Regions from separate parts of the Homo sapiens genome. Here region 1 is linked to region 2. A link is a loop called in an ENCODE intact Hi-C map of the cell type or tissue named here. Cell type or tissue: psoas muscle. All regions are shown on one strand. Links, peaks and the distances in the headings refer to the core of each region. The heading gives the core; the rest is flanking DNA. Region 1 overlaps QRICH2 (glutamine rich 2). Region 2 overlaps LOC101928447 (a long non-coding RNA gene).

The links. A loop is a pair of places that touch in the nucleus more often than their neighbours do. Peaks named below come from ENCODE experiments on the same cell type or tissue, not always from the same donor. Only the 100,000 strongest peaks of a DNase experiment are listed, where the experiment ranks them.
Region 1: a loop joins it to region 2, with 5 times the contacts of the local background. A loop is called at or near these places in 57 of 110 quality-filtered maps.

Annotation. Positions count from the first base shown.
Region 1 is chr17:76,295,980-76,302,322 of GRCh38, forward strand. All of the region lies in intron 3 of QRICH2 (glutamine rich 2), which reads right to left. Among named protein-coding and RNA genes, the nearest start is that of QRICH2, 9.1 kb to the right of the region's middle. In psoas muscle, for the core only: a CTCF peak has its summit at 3,373 (motif pointing left); no DNase peak of the experiment used is centred there.
Region 2 is chr17:76,117,887-76,124,229 of GRCh38, forward strand. LOC101928447 (a long non-coding RNA gene) reads right to left here. Exons shown (of 4, transcript XR_001753019.2): 2 at 6,104-6,238; 3 at 2,978-3,092; 4 at 2,450-2,568. Among named protein-coding and RNA genes, the nearest start is that of EXOC7, 17 kb to the left of the region's middle. RefSeq lists a silencer at 3,438-3,907. In psoas muscle, for the core only: a CTCF peak has its summit at 3,718 (motif pointing right); DNase peaks (open chromatin) are centred at 3,745 and 4,315; H3K4me3 peaks cover 977 bases; H3K27ac peaks cover 430 bases.

The DNA of each region.
Region 1 (6,343 bases), core at 1,373-5,372, 180 kb after region 2:
TTTGGGAGTCCGATGTGGGTGGATCATGAGGTCAGGAGTTCAAGACCAGCCTGACCAACATGGTGAAACCCCGTCTCTACTAAAAATACAAAAACTAGCTGGGTGTGGTGGCACATGCCTGTAATCCCAGCTACTTAGGAGGCTGAGGCAGGAGAATTGCTTGAACCCAGAAGTCGGAGGTTGCAGTGAGCCGAGATAGCACCATTGCACTCCAGCCTGGGAGACAGAGTGAGACTCTATCTCAAAAAAACAAACAAACCCAACAACAGCTATGAAACGGTGGTTTCCTACATACTGGATATCAAGTTATGAAGGACAATAATCCCCAAGCGGTGGAGAAAGGAAAACTGGGAAGCCTGTATCACCCTGGCTTGCTGCCTTGCTGGAGTTTCCAGACTGCAGTGCAGGGAGGGGGAATTGAGGTGGAGTCTGGCAGACTCTCTGAGTTGAGGAGACAGAAGTGAGCATTCAGGGAGATTCAGGCAACTGAAGGTCACAGGATAGAGTATCAGAAAGAAGGGAGTTATCCAGGCGTGGTGGCTCATGCCTGTAATCCCAGAACTTTCAGTGGGTGGATTACCCGAGGTTAGCAGTTTGAGACCAGCCTGGCCAACAAGGCGAAACCCCATCTCTACTAAAAATACAAAAGTTAGCCAGGCACAGTGGCACATGCTTGTAGTCGCAGCTACTTGGGAGGCTGAGGCAGGAGAATCACTTGAACCCAGGAGGCGGAGGTTGCAGTGAGCTGAGATCACACCACTGCACTCCGGCCTGGGCAACAGAGCATGGCTCTGTCTCAAAAAAAAAAAAAAAAAAAAATAACCAGAAAGAAGGGAGATGACAGAAAGCCCACTCCCACTCCAGAGGTCTGTGGAGGATCCCCTCCGAGTGATGAGCACGCATTTGATGAGTACATGCATGTGGGGAGACGTCCCAAGATTGGGGAAAGAACCACCTGCAGGGCTTGAAGAAGCAGTGCCCTGCCTGCCATGGGGCTGGAAATGGTGCCTGTTCTTATCAACCAGTTTGGAAAAACTCATCATTCAAGTAGCACAGAGCAGAGTGTACTCAGAAAAGTGTTGCCTCAGAAATGGAGAATAATCAGCCCTAGACTGAACACACCTATGGACCCACCTAACAAATCATAAAATCATAAAAGCAAGGCCTGAAGCAATCAAACTGTTTTTAAGTAGCTGTGTCCTGGGGGAAACAGGCTCAATAAAATGTATAAGAATACAAAAATATGGCCGGGTGTGGTGTCCCACACCGGTAATCCCAACACTTTGGGAGGCCAACGCGGGAGGATCACCTGAGTGCAGGAGTTCGGAACCAGCCTGGCCAACATGGTGAAACCCCGTCTCTACTAAAAATACAAAAATTAGCCAGGCATGGTGGCACACACCTGTAATCCCAGCTACTCAGGAGGCTGAGGCAGGAGAATCGCTTGAACCCAGGAGGCGGAGATTGCAGTGAGCAGAGATTGTGCCACTGCACTCCGGCCTGGGCGACACAGCAAGACTCCATCTCAAAAGAAAAAAAAAATACAAAAATATGTACCATCCAATGCAGGAAAAGTCACAATGGCTGGCACCTGATCAAAGATTGCCAGGCATACAAAGAGGCAGGAAGACATGACCCATAATGAGGAGATAACTCAACCAACTGAGACCAACTCAACACTGGCATATGTGTTAGAATTAGCAGAGATGGATATTAAAACAGTTATTATGGCTACACACACACAAGCACACACTTTAGAGACAGGGTCTCACTCTGTCACTCAGTCTGGAGTGCAGTGGCATGATCACAGCTCACTGCAACCTTTAACTCCTGGGCTCAAGCAATCTTCCCCCTTCAGCCTCCCAAGTAGCTAGGACTACTTAGGAATCTGTTTTTTTTTTTTTTTTTTTTTTTTTTGAGACAGAGTCTTGCTGTGTCACCCAGGCTGGAGTGCAGTGGCACAATCTCAGCTCACTGAAACCTCCGCCTCCAAGTTTCCAGTGCCTCAGCCTCCTGAGTAGATGGGATCACAGGCACGCACCACCATGCCCGGCTAATTTTTTGAATTTTTCAGTAAAGATGGGGTTTCACCATGTAGGCCAGGCTGGTCTTGAACTCCTGACTTCAGGTGATCCATCCACCTCAGCCTCCCAAAGTGCTGGGATTACAGGCATGAGCCACGCTGCCTGGCTTTCTGGCTAATTTTTTTTTTTTTTTTTTTTGAGACGGAGTCTCACTCTGTCACCCAGGCTGGAGTGCAGTGGTGCAATGTCGGCTCACTGCAAGCTCCACCTCCCGGCGCCATTCTCCTGCCTCAGCCTCCCGAGTAGCTGGGACTACAGGCGCCCACCACCACGCCCGGATAATTTTTTTGTATTTTTAGTAGAGACGGGGTTTCACCGTGTTAGCCAGGATGGTCTTGATCTCCTGACCTGGTGATCCGCCCGCCTCAGCCTCCCAAAGTGCTGGGATTACAGGCATGAGCCACTGCCCCCGGCCACGTGACCTTTTAAAAACTTTTTGTAGAGACGGGGTCTTAATATGTTGCCTAGGCTGGTCTCAAACTCCTGGCCTCAAGCACTTCTCCCGCCTTGACTTTAAGTACTGGAATTAAAGGCGTGAGCAACCATGTCTGACCTCTTTGTCTTTTTTTTAAGACAGAGTCTCGCTCTGTCGCCCAGGCTGGAGTTCAGTGGCGCGATCTCGGCTCACTGCAACCTCTGCCTCCCGGGTTCAAGCGATTCTCCTGCCTCGGCCTCCCGAGTAGCTGGGATTACAGGCGCATGCCACCACGCCCGGCTAATTTTTATATTTTTAGTAGAGATGGGGCTTCACCATATTGGTCAGGCTGGTCTCAAATTCCCGACCTCAAGTGATCCGTCTGCCTCGGCTTCCCAAAGTGCTGGAATTATAGGTGTGAGCCACAGCGCCCGGCCCTGAGTGTAGTTTTTATTTGCTTTTGTAGCTTTTCAAACTTTCTTTACAGTCTGTCCTGAAATGCAGGGATCTTTCCTTATTAGTGGGCCATGGTGACAGACCCTGGAAATAAAACTTCTGTAGGGGGCCCTCTGCTGATGGCAACTTTTGCACACAGGCATGCATCTGTCTGTCTTGAGACAGTGTACAGATGACCAAATTGTTTTCCGATCGCCAACCTACCTTCACCTGAATAAAATCAAGCTGAATATGTTCAAATGGCCCTCAAAGATGAGGCTTAACTTCCCTTTTGGTCTTGACATCCCTCCCGCTGGCTTTGGGCTAGTGGGTTATCAAAACAAGCAAGCCAACTTTGAGGGCCATTTGAAAATGTAGACGGAAGCAGGGTGAAGAGTAAAGCTTTTGGCGCCACCAAGTGGCCATCTTGGGGAGCGCCAAATATCTGGGTACAAAAGACAACCTGGGATCTCCAGGACCATTTTCTGATTTCAGGGCTCATTCTCAGAGGAAAGCGGCATCAGAAAGATGTTGCAAGAGGGGCCGGGCGCGGTGGCTCCAGCCTGTAATCCTAGCACTTTGGGAAGCCGAGGCGGGCGGATCACCTGAGGTCAGAAGTTCGAGCCCAGCCTGGACAACATGGTGAAACCCTGTCCCTAGTAAAAATACAAAAATTAGCTGGGCGTGATGGTGGGCGCCTGTAATCTCAGCTACTCGGGAGACTGAGGCAGGAGAATCATTTGAACCCAGGAGGTGAACGTTGCAGTGAGCCAAGATTGCGCCACTGCACTCCAGCATGGGCGACAAAGCAAGACTGTCTCAAAAAACAAAACTAAACGATATTGCAAGAGGACCCTGAACACAAAAGGAATGGACTAGAAAAAAGTGGCCTCCACTTTCACTTTTTTAAAGCCAAACCTTTTTTTTTTTTGAGACGGAGTTTCGCTCTTGTTGCCCAGGCTGGAGTGCAGTGATGCGATCTCGGCTCACTGCAACCTCCGCCTTCCGGTGGTTTCAAGCGAGTCTCCTGCCTCAGCCTCCCGAATAGCTGGGACTACAGGCACACACCACCACGCCCAGCTAACTTTTTGTATTTTTAGTAGAGACGGGGTTTCACCATGTTGGTCAGGATGGTCTCGATCTCTTGACCTTGTGATCTGCCTGCCTCGGCCTCCCAAAGTGCTGGAATTACAGGCGTGAGCCACCGCACCTGGCCAAGCCAAATCTTTTTTGCACATGCCACTATCGTACTGTTTTTACCGAGCAGTACATCTTCTCAGGGTGATGGCGGCAGACACCATGAGACTTACACATAAGCATAGACACCTTTAAACATTTTTACTTCTCCAGAGGTAAGAAAGCATGTGCGTTTGATTACTGCTCATAATTATGAACAACTCCAAAAGCAAATAAAGATAAATATAAATATTAAAAGATTGTTGAGAAGCAAGAGAACAAGCTCTGGTAATGGCCACTTCAGCCCTCGCACAGACCAGGATGAAAGCAGTGGGGGAGTGCCACTAGCCCCAGGTAAGCACATACAACACACCTGAGACAAATATGACCTGAGACCAATTTGACCTGCCTGCATGGTTGGTAGAGTCCTTTAGCATAAACGTAAAATAAAGATTTTGAAACTGGGTGTTAACCTCCATTATGGGTTTTGGCAGACAGTGGTGACTTTATGGAAATTGTGCGGTGTGCCTGCATCATGAGTAGAGGGCCAGGATTGAGACTGGGTGCAGTGGCTCAATCCCAGCACTATGGGAGGCCAAGGCTGGCAGACTGCTCGAGGCCAGGAGTTTGAGACCAGCCTGGGCAACATGGCAAAAACCTTTCTACAAAATACAAAATATGACCAGGCATGGTGGCTCACGCCTGTAATCCCAGCACTTTGGGAGGCCAAGGCAGGCAGATCACCCGAGGTCAGGAGTTTAAGACCAGCCTGGCCAACACGGTGAAACCCCATCTTTACTAAAAATACAAAAAAATTAGCCGGGCGTGGTGGTGGGCACCTGTAATCCCAGCTACTCGGGAGGCTGAGGCAGGAGAATCACTTGAGCTCGGGAGGTGGAGGTTGCAGTGAGCCAAGATCATGCCACTGCACTCCAGCCTGGGCAACAGAGCAAGACTCTGTCTCAAAAATGCAAAATATTAGTCAGGTGTGGTGGCATGCACCTGTAGTCCCAGGTACTCAGGAGGCTGAGGTGAGAGGATCACTTGAGTCCAGGAGGTCGAGGTTGCAGTAAGCCCTTATGGTACCACTGCACTCCAGCCTGGGCAGCAGAGCAAGACTGTCTCAAAAATATTTTTTCTTTAACATGCCCTAACATTACAACAAATGAGCCAAAATCTTGAACAAAATATATGATAGGCCAGGGCGGTAGCTCATGCCTGTAATCCCAGCCCTTTGGGAGGCCGAGGCGGGTGGATCACTTGAGCTCTGGAGTTTGAGACCAGCCTGGGCAACATGACAACACCTTGTCTCTACTAAAAATACAAAAATTAGCTAGGTATGGTGGTACGCACCTGTGGTCCCAACTACCGGGGAGGCTGAGGCAGGAGGATTGCTTGAGCCCCAGAGGGGAAGGTTGCAGTGAGCCGAGATCACACCACTGCACTCCAGCCTGGGTGACGACAGAGACTCTGTCTCAAAAAAAATGAAGAAGTCCATTTGGGACTCAAAATACATTCACTGATTCTAAGATGGACATCCTGCCCCGACACCCACACATACATTTTAACATCTCTGAAATCAGGATGTATCTTAGAGTTGGTGGTGTTTTATAATTTTTTTTTTTTTTTTTGAGACAGGGTCTCACTCTGTCACCCAGGTTGGACTGCAGTGGTGCAATCTCGGCTCACTGCAACCTCTGCCTCCCAGGTTCTATAGATTCTCCTGCTTCAGCCTCCCAAGTAGCTGGGATTACAGGCTCCTGCCACCACACCTGGCTAATTTTGTGTGTGTGTGTGTGTGTGTGTGTGTGTGTGTGTGTGTGTGTGTGAGACAGAGTCTCACTCTGTCAGCTAGGCTGGAGTGCAGTGGCACGATCTTAGCTCACTGCAACTTCGTTTCCCGGGTTCAAATGATTTTCCTGCCTCAGCCTCCCAAGTGCTTGGGATTACAGGCATGTGCCACCACACCCGGCTAATTTTTGTATTTTTAGTAGAGATGGCGTTTCACCATGTTGGCCAGGCTGGTCTCCAACTCCTGACCTCAGGTGATCCCCCACCTCAGCCTCCCAAAGTGCTGGGATTCCAGCTGTGAGCCACCGCGCCGGCCGGCACTCATTATTTATAATTCCTGTCATCCTCAGAAATGACAGGAGTCTCATCTGATGCCCTTAATGAAAACTGTACCGACCTTTCTAGGACCCCGTTTCCCCCCCACCCCACCCCCACCTCTGTA
Region 2 (6,343 bases), core at 1,536-5,535:
GTTTTAATTCTTTCATTTGTTCATGTTTTATTTATGATTTATGTTTATCAGACTTTCTTTCTTTTTTCTTTTTTTTTTTGAGATGGAGTCTCGCTCTGTTGCCCAGGCTGGAGTGCAGTGGTGCGATCTCGGCTCACTGCAACCTCTGTCTCCTGGGTTCAAGCGATTCTCCTGCCTCGGCCTCCTGAGTAGCTGGGACTACAGGTGCACGCCACCATGCCCAGTTAATTTTTGTATTTTTAATTTTTGTAATTTGTAAAAATTTTTGTTTTTGTATTTTTAGTAGAGACGGGGTTTCACCACGTTGCCAGGATGGTCTTGATCTCTTGACCTTGTGATTTGCCCACCTTGGTCTCCCGAAGTGTTGGGATTACAGGCGTGAGCCACCATGCCTGGCCATTCATACTTTCTGTTTTACAGCTTTTTGGTTTTGTGTCTTGCTTAGAAAAGCTTATCCCAGGCAGGGCGCGGTGGCTCATACCTGTAATCCCAGCACTTTGAGAGACCGAGGTAGGCAGATCACCTGATGTGAGCAGTGTGAGACCAGCCTGGCCAACATGGTGAAACCCCGTCTCTACTAAAAATACAAAAATTAGCTGGGCCTGGTGCCGCACGCCTGTAATCCCAGCTACTCAGGAAGCTGAGGCAGGAGAATCGTTTGAACCGAGATCATTCCACTGCACTCCAACTGGGAAGACAGAATGAGACTCTGTCTGAGGAAAAAAAAAAAAAAAGCTTAGCTTGGGATAAATAAAACACCTGTGTTCTTTTCTCGTACTTTTTTTTTTTTAAGTTTATATTACTGAGCCATCTGAGTTTTTTCGCAGTCTGGATACCGTTTCTTCCATGTAGATATCTGGATCTATTTCTTGGGTGTATTCTGTTCCATTGAATTGCTTTTGCATATTTCAGCAACAGTACCAAACCAGTTAAAGCAAAAAAGCTTTTTAACTTAATTATTCATTTAATATTTGGTGAGGGATATATCTTTCATGGTTTTTTATTTTCCCCCCTCCTAAAAAAAGTCCTGGATAGTCTACTTTTTTTTTTGAGACGGAGTCTCGCTCTGTCGCCCAGGAGGGAGTGCAGTGGCGTGATCTCGGCTCACTGCAAGCTCCGCCTCCCGGGTTCACGCCATTCTTCTGCCTCAGCCTCCCGAGTAGCTGGGACTACAGGTGTCCGCCACTACGCCAGCTAATTTTTTGTATTTTTAGTAAAGATGGGGTTTCACCGTGTTAGCCAGGATGGTCTCGATCTCCTGACCTCGTGATCCGCCCGCCTCGGCCTCCCAAAGTACTGGGATTACAGGCGTGAGCCACAGCGCCCGGCCTGGATAGTCTACTTTTGTTCTTTTTTTTTCAGGTGAACTTTAAATTCATTTTCACAGCTACAAATTGAATGTCCCCTAAGCAAACTGGTTTGAATTCAGGTCCTTATAGAGTCTGGGGCATCACTGAGGAATCATGCCTGCTTGAGGGGTGGAGGCAAAGTGTGAGCAAGGTGAGGGGGTGCTGGAAGCCAGAAGCTTCCTGCGGAGCCTGTGAGGTGCCCACAGAGCAGGGTCCACTGCCCGGAAGGATCACTGGACCTCACAGGCAGAGCTGGAGGGAGGAAAGGCTAAGCCAGCAGAAGCCCCGCTGGGGGAGATCAAAGACAAGCATGGGCAACAGGTCTTCACAGCTGAGTGACACAAACAAGAGGGGTGCCGGGCCAGGGCTGATGGAATTGCCATGCGTGACCAGAAGGCTCAGCGGGGCCTCTAAAGGGCACCTCCCCAGCACCTGGCCTTGGCCCGACCCAGAGGGTGTTCAGGGTACCCAGTAAATCTATGATGAGCAAATAAACAAGTGCATGAAGGCTAACTCCAGGAGGAGGAGGAGGGGCGAGGAAGGAGGATCAAAGGGATGGCGTACACGTCCCAGGGAAGGCAAAGTGAAGGAGGTCGGGGTGCAGTATTTTTTTTTTTTGAGACAGAGTCTCACTATGTCACCCAGGCTGGAGTGCAGTGGCACGATCTCGGTTCACTGCAACCTCTGCCTGCTGGGTTCAAGCAATTCTCCTGTCTCAGCCTTCCGAGAAGCTAGGACTACAGGCACCCACCACCATGCCCAACTAATTTTTTTGTATTTTTAGTGGAGACAGGGTTTCACCATATTGGTCAGGCTAGTCTCGAACTCCTGACCTCAAGTGATCTACCTGCCTTGGCCTCCCAAAGCGCCGGAATTACAAGCGTGAGCCACCAAGCCCAGCCGAGGGTGCAGCTTTTGAGGCAACTGAGAGCCTCTTTGACCTGAGAATCACAGCAACATACTTGTGGGCAGCAGAAACACCCAGGCCAGGAGATACATTGGGAGGAATCTTTATCCCTTCCTGCTTCTCTTGTGGCCAGAGACCTGCACACTCTGTCCCACCCCCACACCTCCCATACCAATTTCTCAGCTTACCCAAGGCAGGTTCCAGGAGAAGGCTGTGGGGCAGGAAGGATTTGGGCTCTGAGATAGGTACTGCGGACACATGTTCCCATGGGAGAATGTTGCACGTGGCAGCTGATTTCTGTCCAAATCACAGCTGAATGGCAGAGTGGAGGAAAAAGAACCCAGGTGTGAGGCCAGACAGGCCCGTCTGATCCCAGCCCTGCCCCTAATTAGCCCTGTGACTTCTGAATAACACACCACAAAGGCCCCTTGGATTTGAGGTAAATTAAGTGACATGGCGCATATAAAAGGCCTGGTACCTAGTAGGTGCTCAAGAAATGTTAGCCGGTGCCCACTCCAGTTCTTCCCTGGCCTTTCCAGCTGTAGTTGGAGTACGTTAGGAACAAAATCGGCTTCTGCAGCTAATGATCACTGCTTAGAAATGTGTTCTGAGTTCTGATCAATTTATCCAGAACCCGTGGAACCCCTCACCTCCTCTTATCTGCCCCCAAACAGTCCTGAGTCATTGACAGCATCTTGAACCTCCTGGCCCCTGGACTCACCCAGTGAGGCCATTCGTGAAGATCAAAGAAACGAAATCACCAGGCAGTGATACCAGGGCTGGATAGTCACCTTCTGGCACCTTTTAGACATCTCTCTGCATCTTGGTCTTTCCTTCTGCAAGGACAACAATATTACAGCCCCCCAACCCTCCCCAGGCACTCACTACAGGAGATTAGCGTTACAAAGGCTCAGAACGGTGCCGGGAACATGGTGGCCCCAGGAGGGATTCTGCTGGTTCTGCAAACCCCACCGCAGGAAGACTTCCTGGCTTGTAAAATGAAGGAAAAGCAACCCATCAGGCGCTTGCCACTCACTGCCTGGCTGTCCTAGGCCATGGCCCCTTATCTGCGCCACACACACACACACACACACACACTACACACACACACACCACACACATCACACACACACACACACACACACACACACACACACACACACACACACACACACACACACACACACACACTTCTCCCCCTCTCCCTCACCCCTCCTGGCTCGACAGGGGAGGAGCTGGGAGGGCCTGTCCCCTGTCCCCCTAGCCCAGCCTTAGCCCCTATTACCGGAGGCCTCCGCTTTCTAGAACCCCGGGAGGGGCTTCGTGGACGTGGCTGTGCCGCAGGGGGGCGCCCTCCTCCCGCCGTGCTCGGGGGTCGAACCCCGAGCGCTCCGGGAGGGCTTAAGCAGGCGGGGAGGTGAGGCGAGCCCGGGCCGGGCCGGGCCAGGCCGGGCCGCGAGGGGGCGCCCCACACCACCCTTGGCCTCCACCGCGCTCGCGCAGCTGGAACCTCCGAGAAGGCCCAGGGTGCAGAGGAAGGGAGAGGCCCAGGGGCCAGGGTCATGGGTGGGGACAGAACGGGGGCAGGAGGGGGCGCTGAAGAGGGAGGGAACGTGGAGATGGAGGGGAGGCAAACAACGAGGGGGCATCCAGAGGGTCCCGGGAACGCGACCTGGGGGTTGGACAGGAAACCAGGGGTCGGGGCAGCCTGCTGGGGGCGTCTCGTGCCCCCCACCCTCCATTCCTCTGAACCAGTCCGGAAGGGGGGTTCGGCTGGCAAGCCGCGGTGGCGTCAGCCTCTGGCACCCGCTGCTGCCCGGCCCGTGGCTCCAGGCAACCGGGGACGCTGCGGGGGCTGCGCTGGGCAGCGGGTGCGGGTGCGGGCGCCCCCCATCGCGGGCCCAGGCGTTCCCCCAGCAGGCCCAGGAGCCCCCACGGGTCCAGGTGCGCCCCTGAGGCCTGGCTCCCCTGGGGCCGCGTGCCCGGAACGTGACTCAGCGCTTTCTCCGTGCCGGGCTGCGGTGGGGAGCGGGACGGAGGCGAGTGGCGCTGTCCCCAGGAAGGGCCCCGCACAGGCCCCCGCCAGGCGGGATCTTTCCCGGGTCGGGCAGGTTCGTTCATTTGTTCACGAACTCAGCGTCAGCGAGGCAGGAAGCGGGAAGAGAGAGGAGACCCCGGATAAGAAGATGGTGCTGTTGGAAACATTTGGGAATTTGGGGTGCGCTGCAGGCCTGGGTCATCCAGGCCACAGGAGAGGCACAGGGCTGCGGCCTGGGTTGGGGGAACAGCCACAGCTGTGGGGCGTTTCAAGGAGGCCGAGGCACAGGCGTATGGACTGGATTTTGAAGGATGGGAGAAGGGGGCCTCAGGACAGGAACCGGCCTTATGGAAGGAAAGCTGGGAAGTAGGGAGGGGGCCGGGGGTGTCGGAGAGGACAGCTGAGTGTGGCGGGAGCGGAGGCAGAGCGGCCCTGGGGCCCCGGCGTCAGCTGAGGTTGCACTGTGTTTGGAGAGGAGCCTCGGAGGGGTGGGCTGCCTGGCAGCAGTGGCCTGGGGGCCGCAAATGAGGAGGGTGCAGTGCCTTGGGCAGTAAATTAGAAGACACAGGCTGCTGGCTGGGGGCGGGAGGGCACAGGGAAGCCCTGCCCGGGAGCAGGCCGAGAGCTAGGTTTCCACCGTTCCCCGCCAACCCCAAACTGAGGACCGATGGATCCTGCCCCTGCGGTGGGAAACCAGGAGGCCTCTTTCCCTGACTGGATAGCTGCCCTGAGGCAGGGGATTGAGTGAGATGACCCTGAAGGGAGTCCCCAGTGTGCTCTTGTTCTGTGGGCTTGCCTGTCGTTCACACTCACGGAAGGGTCCTCCTGTCTGCCTGAAATGAATGAATGAATGAGCAGAGATATCTCAGCGTGTATTCCCTGGGGGGACACCACACACACTTCCTTCTTCAATAAGGGCTTTTTAATGAGGCCAGGGAGGAGACTGGGCTGGAGGTGAGGCCTGGGCCCCTGAGGGCAGAGGGACAGGCGGGACAGGCCTGAGTTGCCTTGCTTTGCTTGCCTTCCTTCCTTCCTTTCTTTCTCTCTCTCTCTCCTTCCTTCCTTCCTTCTTTCCTTCCTTCCTTCTTTGCTTCCTTCCTTCTTTCCTTCCTTCCTTCTCTCTCTCTTCTTTCTCTCTCCCTTCTCTTTCTCGCTTTCTTTCGCTCTCTCCCTCCCTCCCTCCTTCCTTCCTTCTTTTTCTTTTTCAGAGTTTCACTCTTGTAGCCCAGCCTGGAGTGCAGTGAGCTGAGATTGCGCCACTGCACTCACTGCAACCTCCACCTCTCGGGTTCAAGCGATTCTCCTGCCTCAGCCTCCCAAGTAGCTGGGACTACAGGTGTGCACCACCACGCAAGGTTAATTTTTTTATTTTTAGTAGGGATGGGATTTCACCGCGTTGGTCAGGCTGATCTCGAACTCCTGACCTCAGGTGATTCTCCCCGCCTCAGCCTCCGAAAGTGCTGGGATTACAGGCGTGAGCCACCATGCCCAGCCTCCTGAGCTGCCTTTCTGATAGTTCCCCTCTATCTGCCCAGCTGGAAACTCTGGCTTTTGGATCTGGCTCTGCCAGTAAGTCATTGTGAGAATTAGGGTGCATCCTGCCACCCCCTATCCATGCCACCATGCTCTGCTGAGCACCAAGCATGTGCCATACCTGACTCCGGCCAGGTGCCACAGAGAACTGCACACTGCCCTCCCGGAGCTCCCAGTCCAGCAGGGGAGACACAGATGCTGCTGTGGTGAGTGGAGAGGTGGCAGACATCCACATAGGTCCCCCAGCAGGCAGTGCCCACGAGAAGCCAGCCTCACCTGTGCCACCGTCCTCAGAGCTGTGTCCTCTCTGTGCCTCATTTTCTTCAGCTATAGGTGACACTAGATGGCTCCTGAGGCCTCCTGCAGATGACAGGTGCTTGCTGCTGTCATTGAGGGGTACTCCAGCTGCTCCTGCCTCCCACAAAAGGGCAAACAGACAAACCCCACCTCCGGCTAGCACCCCTGAAGGAATCTGGGCCTGCAGCTCCTCAGGACCAGACTTGGAGCTGGGGTCTG